Regions from separate parts of the Mus musculus genome. Here region 2 is linked to region 1. A link is a loop called in an ENCODE intact Hi-C map of the cell type or tissue named here. Cell type or tissue: heart. All regions are shown on one strand. Each heading gives the region's core, and the rest is flanking DNA. Links, peaks and the distances in the headings are about the cores only. Region 1 overlaps Pacs1 (phosphofurin acidic cluster sorting protein 1). Region 2 holds the start of Cst6 (cystatin E/M).

Region 1 (11,324 bases), core at 5,247-7,746:
GGAAGTGTGTCACTGGGGTGGACTTTGAGGTTTTCAGTGCTCAAGCCAGGCCCAGTCTCTTTCTCCCTCTCTCTTCTTGCTGCCTAGCTACCTGGATATAGAACTCTCAGCTACCTCTCCAGCACCGTACCCGCCTGTCTGCCACTGTGCTTTCCATCATGATGATAATGGACTAAACCCCTGAACTGTGAGCCACCTCCAATTAAATGTTTTTCTTTATAAGATTTGCCATGGTCATGTTGACTTATCCCAGCAGTAAAATCCTAAGACACTTTCCTAGGAGTGGCTGTCCCAGATATAACATCTATCATTGTTGGGGTCCATGAATTGCCTCACAAACCACACGAACACCAATCTTAGTCAGATAGGATAGTCTATTCAACATATGCCCCAGGATGGATTGACCAGGGCCACGATCCAGACTTAGGAACTGAACTGTGGCATTAAGTTAAGATTCTACAGGGTTTTTAAGTCTAAAATCCACAAACACCTTGCCAAATTATTCACCAGTCAGAATTTAGGGATGGGGGTTTCCTTAGGAGCATGACTTGGTTGTACATTTATTCTGCTCCCTTTAGTTGGGGTATTCAACTGTGGCAGGGGACTTACCTTCTCTAATATTCATGTCTTAATTTGTTTAGCAGGATGGGACTTGTCCAACACTCACGTCTTAGCTTGCTGACCAGGATGTCAGTTACTCACATACATGTCTTTTCTTGCCAAGTAGGATGTCAGTTCCCAGAGACTTAAACTTTCTTGGCCACTACGCAAAACAGAAGTCTTATTCTACATAGTTTCTTACATTGGTGCAGGTATCTCTTTTATATTGGGGTCTATCCCAGAGGCAGCTTATGAAAGAAAGCAAAGGCCATAAAAGCTTATGTACAGATGCAGGAAGTGCGTTGGATGGTTGGTTCAGGTCCAAGCTTATTGTGGGTAACTATACAAAACAGTTCTACTGACATCTATCATGGTTGGTTTCCAAGGGCACAGAACATTACCGAATATGTAGTCAGTCTTGACATTAGAACGTTTTCTAGTTACAGCAGAAATGTATGAGAAAGTTTCATTATAATGGCATGCTAGCCAGGTAACAGTTACCCTGGCCTTAGCATTCCATGTAGGCCTTACTAGTGTTTTTTGTACGTTCTGGAAACTTATTGCCTGCTCAGGGCTGCCTTTTTTTCTTTTCCTTTTCCTTTTCCTTTTCCTTTTCCTTTTCCTTTTCCTTTTCCTTTTCCTTTTCCTTTTCCTTTTCCTTTTTCTTTCTTTTTTTTTTTTTTTTTTTTGAGACGGGATTTCTCTGTAGCCCTGGATGTCCTGGAACTTGCTCTGTAGACTAGACTGGCCTCAAACTCAAGAGATTGTCCTGCCTCTTTCTCCTAAATGCTGGGATTAAAGGTTTCAGGGCTGACAAACGCCAGGTATCTCAAATTAAAATCAGTACTGTTTTTGTTTGTTAGTTTATTTGTTTGTTTTTGAAACATAATTTCCTATGTAACAGCCATGGCTGTCCGGGAACTGACTTTGTAGACCAGATCCTACAGGGATTTATTTATTTATTTATTTATTTATTTATTTATTTATTTATTATACATAAGTACACTGTAGCTGACTTCAGACGTACCAGAAGAGGGTGTCAGATCTCATTACAGGTGGTTGTGAGCCACCATGTGGTTTCTGGGATTTAAACTCAGAACCTTCAGAAGAGCAGTCAGTGCTCTTACCCACTGAGCCATCTCGCCAGCCCCCCCTACAGGGTTTTGAACTCATAGACATCCACCTGCCTCTGCCTGCTGAGTGCTGGAATTAAAGGCATGTGCCACCAATCTCATCGATCGATATTTTAAAAAACATTTTTAGGTTAATTTATTTTGTTTTGTGTGTATGGGTACTTTGCCTGCTTGTCTGTCTGTCTTAGTTACTCTGACAAAGCACCATGACTAAGACAATTTATACAAGAGTCTACTGGAGGCATATGATTTCAGAGGTTAAATCCATGACCATCATGGAGCATGGCAGCAGGCAGACAGGAATAGCTTGGGGAACAGTAGCAGAGAGCTTATATCCTTATCTGTAAGTAGGAAGCAGAAAGAGAGGTAAGAGAAGGCTAACTAGGAATAGCGTGTGCTTTGGAAACCTCAAAGCCAAGGGACACACCTCCTTCCAATAAGGCCATACCTTCTCATATTTTTCAAATAGTTCCACCAACTTGACTCCAAATAATCAATTTATAGGGTCATTCTTATTCAAACCACCACAATGTCTGTGTACCACATACATACCTAATGCCCTCAGAGGTCGGAAGACGGCATCTGATCCCCTGGAGCTGGAGTTACAAGGGTTGTGAACCACCATGTGAGTGTTGGGAATCTATCCTGAGCCTAACTGCCAAAACCATCTCCCAGCTCTGTAACATCTGTATTTCCAAAATGGCTCTGCTTATATAAATTCGGCTTATATAAAGTTTGATTCTGTTATATAAATTTAAAGCCAATAATAATAAAGTTGTACAAATCATAACAATTCTAATTCTATTTAGGGATCAGGTGAACACAGCAACTTTATCGTTACTTAGTGTCAGTGGAGTCTTAACATGAATAAACCAGTTTTTGTCCTTTGTAGGAAAGTTTCTGCAGTCATTTCTCTGTACTTGCCTGGGCCTTTTCCCATCCTCTCCTTGACTTGACTAGTGGCTGCTGAAGGCACTGCTGTTTAATGGATGACACTTGACTTGAGTCTCGCTAACAGACCATGTAGAGAGATTTTTGCCAGCAGGTCTTTACTAAGGGCCATAGAGAGTGGATTCTGTCGGAAGAGCTATGCTTTCATGTTTAACTCTGTACTCAAGAGAGCTTCAGCAGAGCTTCTTGTTATGTGGAACTTTTAAAATTCTCTTCTTTCTCATTCCAAATCTATTTATTAAAAGGCAGGATGATTGGGGAGCTCGCTCAGTGGTTAAATTTTCTGCTGTTCTTACAGAGGACTCAGCTTTGATTTTACATGATGGCTCATAGTCATCTGTAACTCCAGTTCCAGGGGACCTGATGGTCTCTTCTGGCCTCTGTGGGCACCAGGGACACACGTGGTGCACAGATATCTATTCAGACAAAACTCCCATGTACATAAGATGAAAATAAATACATCGCAAGACAACAAGCCTCAGCCTCTGAGGGAGTTGGGTGCTTGTCCTGCTTAAATGTGTTATTCAGCAAGACATATGATGACCTTATTTTTCAATTGCCTGTTTTATACTCCATTTTTTATTCTAATTTCTCAGGGTTATAAACAGCCAGTAACCATAATCATGTTTACTCCTGAGGTGCTTATCAAATTTTCCTAATTCTGAGTTTTTCTCTGCCCTAGCCTGAAGTCCCTGAGGGTGGGGTGGAGGACCACAGTTATTCTGTGTGCTACTGCCCAGGGCCATTCTGACCACCTGTTGAGTTTCAGTGGTAGGACTTCCAAAAATGAAATTTCTTCGAGCTTCCCTGTGCTTTCTTTCCTCTGAATACCAAATAATGCAGTTTGTCATTGTTGTTTCTGAGTTGGATAAGTAAATGAAAGGGCAGATGGAAGGTGACTAGCTGTGCATGTTTGTTTGTGATATGTTTTTGTTTTACTACTGAGGCTGTAGAAGCATTTCTAATGGTTTGTAGTAGTTTAGCATCACACTTCCAAGGTGGAATTATCATTCTTAAAAATATGAAGGTTCTCTCGGGCACACCACATCTCCGAAGCCATGGGTATCTGGGTTCATGGTGCCTCCAGTGGCCTTGCTGTGGTGTCTGAATCCTTCTGTTGCCACCTCTCTGGAGCTTGCTTCTCTCCCTACCCTTACTTCCTCCCAGTGTCTCTTGCACGGTTCCTATTTATACTGGAGTATCCTTCTTATCTCCTATTTTGGCTTCTCATTTCCTCTTACCCTTTTCTTTGAAATGCTTCCCTTCCACCTCCCCCCCCCCCCCCAGAGGAGCAGTGCAGTGCTGCAGATCCAGTCAGGGTCTCTCACAGGCTGGGCCAGCACATTGCCATGAACTTAAGTCCTGGCCTTTGAAGATTTTGAAAAAGGTCTGAGAATGTAGCACAGACTAGCCTTGAATTCAAGATCCTCCTACCATTGCCTCAAAAATACTAGGATTACATGCGTGTATCTCGCTTCCTCACCACCTCCTCCCTTTTGGTTTCATTATACCTCTTCCTGGTGATGGCTGACCAGTATGTAGAGTTTATTCATGTCCAGGAAAAAGAGAATGCCAGATTTTGAGGGAATTTAGATGGCACAGTAAGATTCAGTATTGACAACCTAGAACTTTTGGATATGTGAAAATCATTGCAGCTGTTGACCTTCAGTGCTCCCCAGCTGTCATATTTAGGGTTTCTATTGCTGTGATGAAGCACCTTGGGGGACTGACTTCTACCCCATAAATCAATAATTATGAAAATACCCTACAGGCTTGCCTGCAGCCCCATGTCCCTCTCCTTTCCCTAGGTAGGGTTTCTCTGTGTCGCTCTGGCTGTCCTGGAACTTACTCTATAGACCAGACTGGCCTCAAGATCTTAGAGATCTGCCTGCCTTTGCCTCCCAAAGGCTGCAACTAAAGGTGCGCACTAGCACCTGCTGGCACCCACAGCCTGATCTTATGGAGGCATTTTCTTAATTGAGGTTCCCTCCTCTCAGATGACGTTAGCTTGGGTCACCTTGACATAAAACCATCCAGCACAGCACCTAAATCTGCTTTATCTTAAACTTTGGAGTCCAACCTAAGTAAAACAACTCTTCAGTGGGGACTACCCATTCTTCTTCTGTGTGTTCAAATTTCACCCAACTGACTTGAAAACTAATATTGTAGAGTACATCAATTTGTAAATTTAACTTATACTGTTTGTCTGTGCTTTTAACTAATAATGAAATTTAGTTAATAATGAAAGTGTCATCGATATATAATCCTTTCCCATGAGTTACAGGGTTTTACACCTGAGACCCAGTACTTAATTAACCCTCCAACCGTAATTCGCTGTCTTGCAAACAGTGAATGGAATGTTTTGTAACCAGAGGGTTTGGGGTGAATGAATGAAACAATGCCGAACACTACTGAGTACAGTAGCCATGACTCACTACATCAGTCTCCTCTTCCTTTTCTCTCCAAAGAACACTGTAGAGAGAAGAAAGTCAGAACGGTACCTTAGAGGAAAGGAAGAGGACTTTGATCTTGAATAAAAAGATGATAGTGATAATTAATTATCAGGTGGTCTGATAATGGATGGTGACACATTGTAATTCCAGCTCTTGGGAGGCTGGCTTGGAAGAGTGTTTTCCAGGTCAGCCTGGGTAACAAAGCATGGCCATGTCTAAGAAGGAAAAGTTAAGATAAGTTCCTTGATTTCTGACCTTTCTAGACGTGTGATTGCATATCATGATTTGATTTTATTCTTAAAACTTTTTCAAAATTGATGCAGTCTTTGGTATAGAATTGCATTATTTTAGTGTTTGAAGTTACTTACCCATTTAATGTAACTTTGCCTTTCAGAACTACCCTAGGAGAAGTTGACTTTCTAGCCGTAGCAAAAATACTTCAACTAAATAAGAATCCAATAATTTTTAATCTTTTTTCCCTTAGATTTATTTGTTTTATGCGTATGAGCATTTTGACTGTGTGTGTGTATTTACACCATATGTGTGCCTTGGTGCTTGTGGAGATCAGGAGAGAGCATCAGATACCCTGGAACTGGAGTTAGGGATAGGTGTGAACTCTTAACCATCATCAGTCCTTATTCAACCCATTTGTAGCAGCAAAAGGCTTCATTGTTCGGTCTCACAGGATGCTGCTTAGCCATCAGAAGACTATTTCAGCCTTCTTGGTGTCTTCTTGGGTCCAGGAGTCACTTCACAAACTACATGAACAGCAGTCTCAGTCAGTCAGGGAGCATTTATTGAGCATTTGCCCCAGGACTAATGATCAGGGCCTCAAGCCGGACTTTGTTGTTTTGTTTTGAGACAAGGTTTCTCTATATAATAGCTGTCTGCCCTGGAACTCACTTTGTAGACCAGGCTGGCCTTGAACTCTTGAAAATCTCCCTGCCTCTTCCTCCCGAGTGCTGGAATTAAAAGCATGTGCTACCATGCCCAGACCGTAATCCCTGGATTTTAATTGTCTTTATTAATTTTTTTTAACTTACAAAAACCTTTCCCTATCTTTCCCTATTTTAAGACTGCTTAAAATTATTTTATTCATCTTTTCTTCTAGTACTTGGATGGATCAGTTTTCTAATATGTGTGTGTGTGTGTGTGTGTGTGTGTGTGTGTGTGTGTGTGTGTGTGTGTGTAGATAGATAGATAGATAGATAGATAGATAGATAGATAGATAGATAGATAGATAGATAGATATTAAGCCTCTGGTCATCTGAAACTTAATTTGATATGTCAAGTAGGGATTCAAATGTATTTATTTTTCCAGCCAGCTAACTAATTATCCAACATGGTTTACTCTTTCTCCTTAATTGGAGGCTGTGTTTTATATTAATGACATACGTGGTGCTGTTCCACAGACCTGCTTCCTTAGCTTTGCCTGCTTTCCTGACAAACCATCACACATCTTTGGCCTTCACTATTGGTCAATTTAACCTTAATGTGTACCTTTTTAGCTAAATATTCATCCTGCCATCTAGACAGCAAGGTGACCTGACTGACTGGCTTCTTGTGGTTAGAGTTGCCTCTTTGGTGCCACCTACAGGTTAATGTCCTTATCTAGACCATTGACATAATGACAAAACATTGGCTGACGTGATGGCCAGGCCGCTCAGGCAATTCTTTGTGAAAGTACTTCTTATGCTTCTTAGCAAATTGACCTTATTTTATTTTTATGCATGTGTATTTGTGTGTCACACGTGTGTGAGTGCCCACAGATGTCTGGAGAGTGCTAGATATCCTGAACTGGAGTCACATGTGGCTCTGCACCTTCTCACGTGGGTGCTGGTAACCTAGCCGCCTCTACAAGAGCAAAGTGCTTTCACTGCTACCGTCGCTCCAGCCCCATTGTAAAACAAGTTCTTTACAACCTGAAAATACTAGGTTAGACCTTCACCTTTCAATTCTGTCATTCACTTGAGATGTTAGTGTCTGAGCCCTAGTGTCCACAATGGTTGTTCATATGGTACCCTACAGAGGAAAACTGGCTTTTTCTGAATTTTCACTGGGTACCCATGACTGGTGGTGAGATTTTTTTTTTCACCCAAAAGTCACCTGTTTTAAGTAGTAAAAGTGAGCCTGGCATATTAGCACACACACCTTTAACCCCAGCTCTTGGGAGACAGGGGCAGACCAATCTCTGAGTTTGAGGCCATCCTGGTCTACAGAGCGAGTTCCAGAACAGCCAGGGATACACAGAAAAACCCTGTCTTGAAAAACCAAAATTTAGTTAATTACTTAAGAAACAACAACAAACAGCAGAAGAGTAGTAACAGCATAATTGAAAGTGTGCCACAGGCCAGTGCACTGCACGCTCTCCTGTGTATAAGAATCTCCATGCACCTTGATAGATTCAGATTCAGATCAGCAGGGCTGCAAGAGCCCCGGGTCTGTTTCTGACAACCTCTTAGGTGATGCTAAGGCTTGGGATCCACAGCTGTACCACCCAGAAGCAAGGGGAAGCTTTTGAATATTTGGAGTTCTTAGGTTTGCTTCAGTAGATAGGGAAATGCTAACTCCACTGGTGAGCCTGTGCTGGGTTCCCAACCATAGACAGCCCAGACTCACACACGCCATACTCTGCTGAAGGGAGTGCTTCCCATGTAGGACATTTCTAGTTTGTTTATAAAAACCTGGGAAGAAACAATACATGTACACGATCCTCAAATTAAAAGTAGAAAAAAGGGCTAATGAGATGGCTCAGTGGGTTAGAGCACTCAGTGGGTCTTCCGAAGGTCATGAGTTCAAATCCCAGCAACCACATGGTGGCTCACAGCCACCCATAGTGGGATCTGATGCTCTCTTCTGGTGCATCTGGGGTCAGCTACAGTGTACTTATATATATAAAATAATAAATAAATCTTTGGGCCAGAGCAAGCAGGGACTGAGCAAGCCACGTTGACTGGAGCGAGTGGGACCGACCAGAGCAAGTGGGGTTGACCAGAGCAAGCAGAGGTTCTAAAAATTCGATTCCCAGCAACCACATGAAAGCTTACAATCATCTGTACATCTACAGTGTACTCACATACATAAAATAAATAAACAAATAAATCTTTATGAAAGGTGGGTAAAGCCACAGTGAAAGTACAGTTAGCTTAGTCCCTGCCATTCTTAGCTTCTCACGCCAGCCTGCTAAATCGTGATGTGCTGCATGTTGCATGTCTTCCCAGATACTTTTCTGTATTTATGATATTCATATATTTATATGTAATTGTATATTTTCTTGTTTTTCTTAATCTCTTAAAATATTAATATTGCCATACTGTGTGCTCTCCAGAACCTACAAGACCATTTTTCGAGCTGAAGAGGTGACTCGGTGGTTAACAGGACAGCAGGACAGGCAGTCTTTCCACAGGACTTGAATTTGACTCATAGAACCCAAATGGTGGCTATAACTCCAGTTCCAGAGGCACTAGTGCTCTCTTCTAGCCTTCTCAGACACTAGACACACATGGCCCACATATATACATGTCAGCAAACACTCTACACATAAAAATTTTTTATTTTTTTAATAATTTATTTTTATTTTATGTACATTGGTGTTTTGCCTGCATGCATGTCTGTGGGAGGGTGTCAGATTCCATGGAGCAGGAGCCACAGACAGTGGTGAGCTGCCGAGTGGGAGCTGGAGATTGAACCCAGCCCTCTGCAAGAGCAGACAGTGCTCTTAACAGCTGAGCCTTCTCTCCAGCCCAGAGTCATTTATTATACACACACACACACACACACACACACACTGTAGCTGTCTTCAGACACACCAGAAAAGAGCATCAGATCTCATTACAGATGGTTGTGAGCCACCATGTGGTTGTTGGGAATTGAACCCAGGACCTCTGGAAGAGCAGTCAGTGCTCTTAACCGCTAAGTCATCTCTCCAGCCCCCAATTTTAAATTTTTTTAAGGATTTATTTTTATCTGTATTTATGTGTTTGTGCTATGTGTGTACTCACAGAGGCCAAAAGAGTGTGTCAGATTCCCTGGAACTGGAGTTACAAATGGTGTGGGTCACCTGATACAGATGCAAGGAACAGAATGGAAGAACAACAAGTACTCTTAATGACTAGGCCATCTTTATAGCACTTTATTCCCATATACTTTAAATCGTCTCTGTATTACCTATGAGACTTAATACTGATGTGAGAAGAAACCCTAAGCAATAAAACTGATGTTATAAAGGGTTTACTAATAGATTTGCTTAGGTATGTAATATTAAGGTTAAACAAGTAGAATCAGCTTAAGGAGCACTGCTCCAAAATACCCAAAGATAAGTAGTAAACTAACCAAGGCTGTTAGAAAACAGTTAGCATTGAGGGACTAGGATGTAAACAGTTATTCACCAGGACTCCCTAGCCAGCAGGGTCCATTCCTATAACCAAGCCAGCCCCTATCTACAAGGAGCCATTAGGCCCATTGTCTAAAGACATGTCTGAAGGGGAGCAAGCAACACGGGGTCTTCCATTAACACAATTCTGCCAGGTAGACAAGATGACTCTGGGTAATTACTATTAGTAAAAGAACAACAATAGTGTACCTAAGAAAGAATTCTGACCAGGTGGTGGCATAGGCCTTTAATCCCAGAGGTGGTCTACAAATTGAGTTCCAGGACAGCTAGGGCTACACAGAGAAACCCTGTCTCAAAAAAACAAAAAGTAAAAACTAAAAAAAAAAAAAATTAAAGTTCTGGTAATGTCTTTGCTATGTAAATCTCCTGATTGCCTAAGCACCTAGGCTTGAAGTTTGTCTGTTTAAATTGTTCAGAGTGTAACCTGAAACCAGGGCCTAAGAGAGATAAGAATGACTTTAGAATGCATAAGCCTAAAGTATATATATATTAGTGAAATCTCATATTCAAGGCCAGCTCTTATTTGAGCAATCAGAGAGCTTTCTTTCATCTCTAGTGTTGAGAGTGATTTCTCACTGAAAAGACATATTTATCTCTATAAAAACAATGTAAATGCTAAGTAAATAGTTGTGTTATCTAGGAAATAATGACAAGGAAAGTGTCTGAGCATATTCAGTATGGGTAATATTTTTTCAAAATATTTTTTGGTTTAACCCCTGGATACATAACCCACAGATATGAAGAGCTGATTCATCCCCCTCCCCCTTGAGAGAGAGAGAGTGTGTGTGTGTGTGTGTGTGTGTGTGTGTGTGTGTGTATACGTGTACGTACATGCATGTGTGTCTGTATGTTCTTGTCTCTTTGCCTGTCCATGTACCACAAGCACATATATACACAGTGTTCAGGTGTTGGATCCCCAGATCTGGAGTTATATGCAATTATGAGCCACCCAACATGGTTCCTTTGAACCAAACTCCAGCTTCTGCAAGTGCAGCAAGTTCTCCTAACTGCTGGGCCATCTCTAGCCATCATCATCTTAAGAGCTAGGATGTAGGTCAGTGGTAGAGAGCTTGCCTAGTGCTACAAGAAGACAGTTAAGAAAAAAGGAAACAGCATCTTATTTTTAAAAGATAAAGGATAAATGTGTTTACTTATTCAAAACTGTTACGTTGGTTTTAGTCAAGGGACCGGACTCCTTAGGAGCAGGGGAACCAAGCTGGCTGCCATGTAATGCTATTCTCGCTCACAGTCAGCTCTCAAATACTTTGAGTGGGTCTTAAGCCATGCCCAAGGTCTTACACTCCACTGCCTTATATTTTAGCTTCTTTTACTATGGGGGAAAATCCATCAATAGTGTTTATCTAACATGTCCTTGCTGAGAAAAAAATTAATCATGCCAGGGCTGGGCCTGCATGTACTGCTGCTGTAAGGTGTGAGCAGCAGCACTCCATTGTTCACAGATAAATCTGGATTAGTTTATCCAAGAGGAACAGGGAAAGAGACAGTTTTTCCTAAGGCAGCTTTTTAAAAAACTGCAGTCAGATGGTGCTATTAATGAAGAGTGGCCTGCTGCCCTGGAGCTAGGTTATATTATATAGGCTTGCAATTGGATTCCCTTCCTGTCATCGACCTGACCTTATCAGTTAACTCTGCTTGTAATGGACCGCTGGCTTCAGAAGTCGTAGGGTTATTTAATACTTCTTGCTATACAGAAGATGCATTCTCTGGGGTATTTCTCCTTGGGGGGGAGGGGGCGAGGAGGAGAGTTTTCCTGTCAAGTGCTTTTGGAGCTGT
Region 2 (11,324 bases), core at 5,332-7,831, 150 kb before region 1:
TTTTTTGGTTTTTGTTTTGTTGTTGTTGTTTTGTTTTGTTTTGGTTTTGTTTTCGAGACAGGGTTTCTGTGTGTAGCCCTGGATGTCCTGGAACTCACTCTGTAGACCAGGCTGGCCTTGGACTCAGAAATCCACCTGCCTCTGCCTCCCGAGTGCTGGGATTAAAGGTGTGTGCCATACCTGGCTTGTGGGGCACTTCTTGAACAGTGCCATTACCTTAGTGTCTACAATATCAGCCTTCTTGTGGACTCTCCTGTATGTAGCCAAGGGCACAACTCAAAGTTTCCTAAGAGGCCTAGAGGAATGCACTAAGTGTCCCTTCTATTTCCACTGTATTTGTCATTTTGGTGAGTTGCTGGAAGATAGTTGCCACAGCAGACTTCTTTTAAGCAAGTATAGATTTCTTTTAAGATCTAAAAACAAAATGGGTAGTGGTGGTACACAGCTTTTTTTTTTTTTACGCAGATACACTTTTTTTTAAAGATTTATTTATTTTATGTATATGAGCACACTGTAGTTGTCTTCAGACACACCAGAATCGGGCATCAGATCTCATTACAGATGATTGTGAACCACCATGTAGTTGCTGGGAATTGAACTCAGGATCTCTGGAAGAGCAGTCAGTGCTCTTAACCACTGAGTTGTCTATCCAGCACCCTCCCCCCCATTTTTGTTGTTATGTGTTTTGTTTTGTTTTGTTTTGTTTTGTTTTGTTTTGTTTTGAGACAGGGTTTCCCTATGTATCCCTGGCTGTCCTAGGACTCATTATATAGACCAGGCTGGCCTTGAACTCACAGGTGTGTATCCACCTGCCTCTGCCTTCACAGTGCTGAGATTAAAGCATACGCCACCATACCCAGCTATTTTTACTTTATGTGTATGAGTGCTTGCCTGCATGGATATTGGCCTGTGAACCACACATGTGCAGTGCCAGAGCAAGCCATGACAGAGTGTTATCTGCTCTAGAACTAGAGGTATGGGCAGCTGTGAGTTGTCGTGTGGATGCTGAGAGTCAAATCCTGGTCCTTGAAAGAGAAGCAAACGCCTTTCATCTCTGAGCTGTCTCTCTAGCAGGGGTATGGTCTTCTAAAGGGAGAGTTGATTTTTCTGGGGTTAAGGGATTTCTGCTGAGAGTCCTAGAAAATTGTAAGTTTACAGATGGGAAGGGAGACAGGCCCTAACCAGATGCTAAGTGTGTTAGAATCCCCTGATTCTCAGCTGGTGAAAGACTTCAACCAGATTCTAGTGTGAGAAAGTCCTTTTCCTCCACATGTCTGGAGTTTCCCCCTCTTCCTACCCTGCCTCACAGGCCTCACCCACATACATGACACTATCACACAGGCCCAGTGTACTTAGGCAAGGTCTTGGTTAAACCATAGCCTACCCGTACTTCAGCTTTAATTCTGCCAGACTGTAGCCAAAGCCAAGCAAGGAAGGGAGACCTCCATTTATCTCCTCTTCTCTGGCTCCAGGGTTTTTGTTTGTTTGTTTTTCGAGGCAGGGTTTTTCTGTATACCCCTCTGTCCTGGAACTCGCTCTGTAGACCAGGCTGGCCTCAAACACAGAAATCTGCCTGCCTCTGCCTCCCAAGTGCTGGGATTAAAGGCGTGTGCCACCATTGCCCTGCCCTCTGGCTCCAGTCTGTGTTGGTTACCTGTCTTAGTCCACCTGGCTCTGGCCCTGGCCCTTGTTGTGACTGTGTGTAACAGACAGGCTCTCTACACTGTTCACTTCCCATTTGTCTCTCTGGCTTTCCCACAGGCTTTGTTTCTGAAGGGTCTGAAACCTGCTTCGTCCCTCCCTTGAGCCGTGGGCTGTGCCTGAGACAAATTGGCAGGCCATGAACCCTTTATCAAGGCCTCATATTGCAACCCACATAAGTTCCTGGATCAGTCCTGGGGCAGGGCAGCAGGGGACAAAGGGCCTTCAGAGTGTATAGTATAACCAGATCCAACTTGATTAGCCTACCAAAGAGACCAAGGCTGGTGTGCTGATGGGGAAAGTAAACCTGGTGAGGGAAGACAGGAATGGCCTTTTCTAGTATCTGTGTACAGTGTTCAGCATGCTGGGCCTACCTGCCCACTGGGCTGAGAACATGGGTGAGCCTGTCCCTCATCCTTGCTTCCTGCCAGCATTTGATCCCTCAGCCCCTGTCATCTTTGGTGCTCAGATGTGGTCTAGAGAGTGTAACAAACCAGCTCACTAATCCAAGGGCCACTGGGGCTCTCTCCTTCCATCCCTGAGAAGGAAGAAATGGGGGCTACTTGAACGAACATAGCCCAGGGCACTTCCTTACGCTGTGGTATTGAAGGCATGATGTGGGAGCTGACAGTCATCCTTCATGATCTAGATGTCCCCTCCACACAAAGATCAGGACACTCTGAGTGTCGTTGCTAGGTCTGGATGGAGTGCCAGTAGACCTGTGTTCAACAAAATTGTCTTTATTCCCAGAGATCGGGAGGAATTTGCTCCATTGCCCTGAGCCTCACCTCCGTTCCACAGGGAAGAGACTGGAAACCTCAACCAGCTGCATAAGGGAAGGCATTTAGGGGAACTCCTCCATGGAGTCACTGGTGGATTACAGGTGACCTTTAGTCACTGTTGGGCCACAGGTGTCCTTGTTATAAAATTTTCTTTCCAGGATGTGGTATGACAGCAAGAGCCTGAAGGGTGGAATGTCTTCCACCTACTTAAAGACTCAGGCAAGAGAATTAAAGATCTGCTGGGCTACAAGCCAGAGAAGACTGTTGTGGACAACCGAGGCTGGGGGCCTCTGGGCCACAGTACAACTGGAGACTGTCCTGTGGCCAGTGGGGATAGGCAATTTTTAGCTTATTCTTGGCCCAAGACCTTTGCAGGATGGAGCAGCACACCTGTAAATGTCATTTCTCCACGAAGTGGGCCTTATATCCCTGTGGAACAGACTGGGGTTAATACCCTAGGACATTGGTGGCATGTGGAAGCTACTCCAGGTGCCACTACTGACCCTTTCTTTCCCTTTGGTCTCATTTCTTGGAAGGAAGAGATGATGGCCACTGCTCTGCAGAGCCACCATGAGAGTGAAATATGTCAGGCCCTGGGACAAAGTATGGCAAGACGCTGGAATTTTCAATTACCGTTCTAGGCCCTTCTTTCTCTCCAAGACTCCAGTTTAGCCAAATGGCCTCAGATTAACTCCCTGAATGATACATTTGTAAAAGAGCCCACCTACCTTGGTGCTCGAGAAGTGATCAGTGTGCTGAAAGGCCCTTGGGCATTGCTAGATTGCATGTTAGGGACTTGTTGGCTTCATTGGCAGTGGACAAGAGGGCAGGGCTCAGTAACCCAGGAACTCATCTACTCTCCATCAGTGTGTGTAGAGGCCAGAACTCAGTAAGTGCCCTTTTCACTTGCGTTCCACCTTATTTTCTGAGACGGGGTCTCTCACTGAATCAGGAGCTCATTAGCTCAGCCAGCCTGGTTGGCCAGAGCTCCTGGAACCAGCCTGTTTTCTGTGTGGGTGCGGAGGATCTGAACTGAGATCCACACGCTGTGTGGCGGGCGCTTTACTACTCAAGCCTTCGCTCAGCCCCTCCAACTGAGGGATTCCTGAGGGAGCTGTAGGAGGTACACGTGGCTGTAACTGAATCCCATGACAGGTGAGCTCAGAGCTGGGGAGGCTTCCTGGCCCCTTGGTTTTGCTTCACTCCCGAGTCCCTTGTGAGCTGTCTTGTTTCTTGTTCTACCCCCTTCCCAGGGTCCCCAACTCAGGGTTTCCAACTCAGGGACCCTGCCTGGTTTAGATCAAGATTGGTGTAGTTATCTTCTAAATTGGTGTCTATGGGCCTGCACCAAACTTGTGGTCTTAAGGTAGTAGTTCTTTGTCTTTGTTTTGGGGGGGGGGAGGGGAGGCTGAGGGGACAACAAAGTCTCATAAGACTCACTATGTATCCTTGGTCTGGGACTCACTATGAACACCAGGCTAGTCTTGAACTCACAGAGCTCTGCCTGCCTCTGCTGCCGAGTGCTGGAATCACAGGTGGGATCCCCTGGGCCTGGCAGTTTGTCTTTCATAGCTGGGCTGTTGGGTGGAGCAAGCTCGTAGCTGGATGGGGAGCGATCACACTCGGGGTCCAGAATCAGTGCGTCACGAGCCTGGCATGCTCAAAGGTCTAGAACTGGAGGAAGAATGTTCCCGGTGCCTGCCTGTAATAGTCACCACAGCGGAGCAATGGCTTCTCAAGTTCTAATCGTCTGCTAGGTGCTGAAAGCAGCCTCTTCTTTCAAGTTCCATTTAGGACCCTCAGGGAGGGCCCGTGAGATGGCCCTCAGTGGTAAAGACGCGTGCTGCCAAGGCTGAAGACCTGGGTTCAAACTTCAGAACCCCCTGGTGGAAAGAGAAAACCAGTTCTGGGAAACTGCGTGTGCACGCTATGGCACGCACACCTCTCTCACCTTCTGCGTGTGCACGCTATGGCACGCACACACACGCACCTCTCCCATGCTGAGGCATGAACATTTCTCTTAAAAAAAAGTAATAAAAAATAGATAAGTAAAGTGGGGAAAAAAAAAAGAAAAGAGGGAAAGTGGCTTTGAGCTAGTCAGAAAACATGAAATAAGATGCCCGGGGAAGGAAACTTTGCCAGGGCAGCCCACGTGCAGCTGCCATGGGGTGGCTGATCTGCTCCTACCCCACTGGATGTCCAGTGTCCTTAGGGATGAGAGTGTGGAACTGTCATTGTCAGTCAGAAGAACAGCTTTAGGAAAAAAGACTTGTCATCCTATTTCCCGTAGGACACCCAGGCCCTGAGTGACTATCCAAAGCCTCCCAGTTAGAAAGATGGCACCTGGCGTGACTCACCCCTCTTCGGAGGCAAGTCTTTCTTTTCAAACTCAGCCTGAGCTAAGAACATAGACAAGAACTTGACCTGGTAGCACAGGCTTGTAATCCCTGCCAGGAGGCTGAAGCTGGGAAGCCACAGACTCAAGGCCTGCAGTCTACAGAGCAAGGGCTTCACGGTCAGCCTGGGTGATCAACAAGTCCCTATCTAGAGATAAGGAGTAAAACGAGGGCTGCATGCCGGGCATGGTGGCGCATGCCTTTAATCCCAGCACTTGGGAGGCAGAGGCAGGCAGATCTCTGAGTACGAGGCCAGCCTGGTCTACATACAGAGTGAGTTCCAGGACAGCCAGGGATACATAGAGAAACCCTGTCTTGAAAACAAAACAAACAAACAAACAAACAAACAAAAAAAACGAGGGCTGCAGGTGAAGTGTTTGCCCAGCATGCATAAGACCCTAGGTTCAAGCCCAGCAAAATGAAATGAGGCTAGGGATATTAGTTGGTAGAGTGCTTGTCTCTAGCACACATGAAGCCCTGCATTCTGTTCTCAGCACCAAATAAAATATGATGGTAATGCTAGCACTTGGAAGGGAGAAGCAGGGAGATCAGGAGTTCAAAGTCATCCTGAGCTATGAAATTCAAGGTCAGCCAGGGACACACAAGATCTTATTTTATAGCACACACACACACACACACACACACGACTTAGGCTCTTCAGTATACTTACTTACTAGGGACCAGTTGAAATCGTTGCACATATTACTTCTCCCTTCTGTGCCATGGCGTCCCACCTCTGCAAAGTGAAAGGGTCAGCCAACCGGGTCCACCATGGCTGTGAGGGACAGTAGTGCCGGCTTGAGTAGTAAGGACTCCTACCCACCCACCGTTTGTTTGCATGGCACCCGGCCTCTCTTAGGCTCTTTACCTGTGTCAGTTCATCGATCCTTATAGCATTTATTTTTCAGAAGAAGAAATGCAGGCTGGGAGTTATAATTTCTCTAAAAATGGCACGATAAGAAAATGGTGGCAATGCCGGATGATAGTGGTGCACACCTTTAATCCCAGCACTCGGGAGGCAGAGGCAGGTGATTTCTGAGTTCGAGACCAGTCTGGTCTACAAAGTGAGTTCCAGGACAGCCAGAGCTACACAGAGAAACCCTGTCTCGAAACAAACAAACAAACAAGAAAGAAAGAGAGAGAGAAAGAAAGAAAGAAAGAAAGAAAGAAAGAAAGAGAAAAGGAAATGATAAAATGATAGCAGTAAGAATGTAACCATATAATTGCTTTTGGCAACTCAAACGTCAGGGCCCTGGTATGAACTGTTCTCTCCCTCCTGGGAGATAGGAATGATAGGCCAGCATCTCTACACGTAGAGGTTCTGGGACCTGTGTGCCATCTCTGGTTCTTACACTGCGTAGGTAGGGGAGGTGCACCCGCCTCCAGGCACCTGCAAGCTGGTCCAGGCTTGCTAAGGAAACAAGCAGGCGTTGGGCGGGGCCGGGAGGGGCCCGCGAAGGCTGTAAAAGCCGCGCAGGATGGAAGTCCAGACACTGAATCCGCGGCTATGGAGCGTCCTCACTTCCCGCTGGCGATGGGCCTTGGCCTGCTCGCATTCTGCCTCCTGACCCTGTCACCTGACGCCCGCGCCGAGCTGCGGAGCCGCAGGACCGGAGAACGCCAGAACTTGTCACCCACCGACCCGCGGGTGCAAAAGGCCGCACAGGCAGCTGTGGCCAGCTACAATATGGGCAGCGACAGCCTCTACTACTTCCGAGACACCAAAGTCATCGATGCAAAATATCAGGTGCGGTGGCTGGGACAGAGGTTGTGGGACAGGTTATGGAACAGAGTGGCTGTGGAGAGGGACAATTTGGAGAGGGACAGGGACAGGGGGACCGAGGACAGGTGACAGGAGACAGGAGATAAACAGAGAGCTGCTTAGCTTGCTACCAAACACAAGGGGGCACTAAAACCAACCATAACCCCCAGACCTTTCTATGAAATACTTCAAAACAAAACAGATTAGTAAAGTCCTCTGGAAGCAGCGCTATCTAACTATCAAAGAAATGCAGGATGCAGCCTCCTTTGGCATAACTAACCTCACTTCCCCAACCTGCCAGGTGGAGTGGAAGGGCCCAGTGTAGGTGCCACATACCATTCACCTTTACAGTCTAGCCGCAGACAGGAGCTCTCCAGCTTCTTGCCCAGCCTAGGGCTCTGCTCACACACAGAAGTTCCTGCCTCCACTCCAGGTCTGAATATGTAGGTCAGAGGGTTGCATTTGCCTGGGAGAGTGGAGACTCTTAGAGGGAGGGAAAGCATAGACACACAGGTTGGACTCCCAGGCATCTCTCACCTGCCCTGTTTGGTTCCCAGCTGGTGGCTGGCATCAAGTACTACCTGACTTTGGACATAGAAAGCACAGAGTGCCGAAAGACCAGAGTCTCTGGAGAACACATGGACCTCACCACCTGCCCTCTGGCTGCAGGGGGGCAGCAGGAGGTAACAGCACCGACCCCATCCCAACCCCATGCAGGGTCTGAGGCCCTTAGCTTGTCTATCCTGACCAGTCTATCTGGTCAGGCAGAAGCCTGGCTCCACCTGTTCGCTTTGGCTCTTGTATGACTCAGGCCAGGGTGGAGTGCAGAAGAGAGACTGGGGATTCCTCGTGGGGTAGGAGTTGCCTGAGATAAACCTGGGAGCATCTCCTGCCTTCTGATTCCATGTTTTGGGACCACTCATGGTCTGTCCCCGGCTCCAGAGAGACGTGGCCGTCAGGGGGGCTGACTTCTGGGAGGAGGAGGTTGCTGCCAACCTCACCCTCCTTGTCCTCTGTGCTTCCCTCTCAGAAACTGCGTTGCAACTTTGAGCTCCTTGAAGTCCCCTGGAAGAACACTACTCAGCTTCTAAAGCATGACTGCGTGCAGGTGTGACCGGCCCCAGGGTGACAGAGTCAGGGCCCCATGGGAACAAGCATGGTGGAGGCGCCTCAGGGCCACGGGCCACGTCTGTTGCAATAAATCTGCAGCTCTGCTTCTTGCACTGCTTTCTCCTGTGTGTTTCACTCACCCTGACCCTCACTCTGCTCCCAGTGACTCTCAGAACCCCACAGCTGACTGGGCACCATGTCCTTACCCTCCAGGGGAGCCCCTACTGATCCCTCTGAGGCAGTACTGAGGGTAGGGTCCTCAGAGGAAGCCCCTCTTCCAGACATTTTCAGTGGTCTCAGAGGAGGAAAGAAAGACACAGAAGATGGATACCGGAGACTAGCTACAGTAGGGATGTCTGTGTGAGCCAGTCCAGCCTCTCTCCCAGGGTTCATGCTGGGACTCCGAGGAGGAGGGTGTCAAAACCTGGGGTCAGGAGGGTCGCAAAGCCTGATGGCTCAGACCAGTGAGTTTTTTAGTGACACAGCTCTTGTTATTGCCCTCAAATGGTGAAGCAGCAAAGAGCACCAGCCAGCGGCTTACAGGGCCCTCATGAGACCTTGCTTGCTTTTAGCAAGGTACATTCTGCGACAGCAGCAAAGCCTTTCATATCTCGGTAGCTGGAATGTTTTTCTTTTTTTCTGAGGAAGGGTTTCTCTGCATAGCCCTAGCTGTCTTAGCACTCACTCTGTAGACCAGGCTGGCCTCAAACTGAGAGGTCCACCTGCCTCCGCCTCCCAAGTGCTGGGATCACAGGCACGCACCATTCCAACTCAGCATGTCTGGAACATTTGACCACATATATATTGGGGGAATGTCAAGTTCTCAGACTACAGCCCTCTAAGGCCCCGACACCAGGCCTTATGGGCATGACTGTGGCTACATGAGGGACCTCCAAGCAGTCTCCAATCCAGTCCAGTCCCCTCATCAGCTAGCTTGTGAAGGGAAGCCCCTATCCTGCTGAACTCTCAGTACCAAACAGTTGTGTAAGATGGCTGCTCAACTCCATGGGCCCTACAGGACTGGGTTTCCAGCTCACAAAGATTCTCGTATGTACTGGCAGCTGGAGGTGACTTTCTCTCCTGAGTTCCTTAGGCCAGAGGTCATGAAGCCAGTACACACCCCTCACATCCTTCCCAGGGGTACTTTCTCAGAGTTTTGCTCTGGGAAAGATTCCTAAATGATCCTGAGCCATGGAGTTCCAGAGGGGACAAGAACTGCTATCCAGGAGGGATCACTCTCACAGGAGGGACAGGGACCAGACAATGTCATGTTGGACTGAAGGAAGCAGGTGTTAGATTCTTTGTAAATTTCTTTGTAGTTGTAATTCTTGTTATACACATGGTCAAACAGTTAGGGGAGGCAGTCCCAGGACCCATTCAGGTGCCTGTGGACATGTCCTGAAGATGCTAGCAACACAGCCTAGAGACAGAAGCAGAGGCACCAGGCAGAATGCACACACATTGGAGAAGCATTAAGTAACCCAGAGATGAGTATACAGCACCCCTCCCTCCAAGCCAGCATTTACATCACATCCAGAAGTCTTGTTCAGATACACCAACATGCATCTAACCTGGGGACAGGCCATAGTCACCAGTTGCTTTGAAGGTGCTAGGCTCAAGCTGGCATCACTGGGGTAGCAGGGAGGGTAACCAGACAGCCACTCTTCACTATCTCACACTTCCTTCCTAAGAAAGGTCTCACACCTAACTTGTTCCTGTCTGACTCTCCCACCCCACTTCTGTGACCTCATGAACACCAGGGCAGCTGGGGTTCCATCTACTGCCTTCAAAGGCCACGTCATGGAGGAAATGGAGGCCGAGTGTCACCTGGGAAACCTGACACACCGAGGGACTGGATTTGATATTGAGAGGGGACTCGCAGCCCTGCTTCTACTGGAACCTGATACCCATGACAGTGCAGTTTGTGCTATGCAGTCACTGCTTGGAAGGTTTCCCAAGTTCCATCAACTAGAAGATACCAAGCATGGAGCCAGTATAGGGCAGGTGACAGGAAATACTTGTTGAATGAATGTGTGAGGGCTAGGGGAGGCAAGAGTCAGGACATCTGTCTCTAGTGGCTTCTCCACCCCTGGAATCAGTGCCCAAATCCCAGATGGTATTTCCTCTGCTTTATGTATTCCTGGGCATGACTAAGCAAGGGTTAGTGAGAGGAGCCTCCACCAAGCGATGCTCTGTCTTAAGTTTCTGGAGAAAGAACTGCTGCCTGGAACAAACCAATGGTGTGTGTGGGTGTTGGTCAAACCACCAGTCTCCAACCTCCACAACCCTCTAGATTGGCCTCTACTAAGAGCAATATGGTTAGAAATGATGGAAGATGGCTGACCCTTGATGGGGAGCCCCTGAGCCAGAACTGAGTTTCACCTCGACTCAATGCTCAGTATAGACAAGAGTCCCATTGTGTCCCACTGTGGACACAGGCTCTGGACATCCTGCCTGGGCTCCGATGAGTCAGACCCTTGGGACTCATCTGAGCCTTAAAGCAGCTGGGCAGAAGTAGCCATTCATTGTCTTTGGCCCTCTCCCAAAAGCAACTGGTCCTTGTCACATGGCCCTGTCTCCATCCACTAGAAGGATAAGAGGCCTTCTCTAGGCCTCCACTAAGGTTGTGCGGCTCACTTCAGTGGGGAAGGTGATGTCAGTGACCTTTAATTTACAGGGGTTTAAAGAATTTTATTTTAATTTAAATGTTTTTGTCTCTGTGTGTGGATTGTACATGTGAGTGCAGTGCCCACGGAGACCAGCGGGTCCTTTAGATCTGAGTTACAGGTGGCTGTAAGCAGTCTGATGTGGGTACTGGGAACTGCACTTGACTCCTTCTGAAGAGCAGGAAGTGATCTTGCCCTCTAAGGTCCAAGCCATCTCCACAGCTCTTCTAGCTCTCTTTTAAACCTCTGGTTCCTTTAAATTATTTGTTTATTTTTGTTTTTTCAAGACAGGGTGTCTGTGTGTAGCTCTGGCTGTTGTGGAACTCATTTTGTAGACCAGACCTCAAACTCAGAGATCCATTTGCCTCTGCCTCCCAAATGCTTGGGTTAAAGGTATGTGCCAATGTACCTGGCCCTTTGGGTTTTTGAGGGGTTTGCTTGTTTGCTTTTGTTTTGTTTTGTTTTGTTTTGTTTTGTTTTGTTTTGTTTTTGTTTTTCAAGACAGGATTTCTCTGTGTGTAGCCTTGGCTGTCCTGGAACTCACAGTTCCACCTGCCTCTGATTCTCCAGTACTGGGATTAAAGGCATGTGTCACCAACTATCCATTTGGATTCTTAGTATTCCTACTGAGTTGCTACCCTTATGTTAAATATTGGGGTTCCTGGTAAGCCTGAGTTCCTGGGTGCTGAGCCCCATGCCTGGCCTCTAATGCAACCCTGAAAGTTCTGGACTGTTTCAGTCTGTTCTTTTTTCTCCCAACCCCAGGACAGACAGGTTCTCCCCATCAAAGGACTTCACAGTGGGTCTTCCATCCTCTCCCCAGGCTCCTCTTTCTATACCGCTCTTCTGATCTCTGCTAATGTCATGTTGGACTGAACTCAGAGGCTAGAACCTGGTGAGGTCAGAG

The links. Peaks named below come from ENCODE experiments on the same cell type or tissue, not always from the same donor. Only the 100,000 strongest peaks of a DNase experiment are listed, where the experiment ranks them.
Region 2: it touches region 1 in a loop (2.5-fold over the local background); 6 of 42 quality-filtered maps call a loop at or near these places.

The regions. Positions count from the first base shown.
Region 1 is chr19:5,191,250-5,202,573 of GRCm38, reverse strand. All of the region lies in intron 1 of Pacs1 (phosphofurin acidic cluster sorting protein 1), which reads left to right. Among named protein-coding and RNA genes, the nearest start is that of Gm30840, 72 kb to the right of the region's middle. In heart, for the core only: a CTCF peak has its summit at 6,737 (motif pointing left); no DNase peak of the experiment used is centred there.
Region 2 is chr19:5,344,397-5,355,720 of GRCm38, reverse strand. It overlaps Cst6 (cystatin E/M), which reads left to right and starts at 6,147. Exons shown (of 3, transcript NM_028623.5): 1 at 6,147-6,626; 2 at 7,199-7,324; 3 at 7,672-11,016. The coding sequence starts at 6,387. The coding sequence ends at 7,755. In heart, for the core only: a CTCF peak has its summit at 6,781 (motif pointing right); no DNase peak of the experiment used is centred there; H3K4me3 peaks cover 856 bases; H3K27me3 peaks cover 287 bases.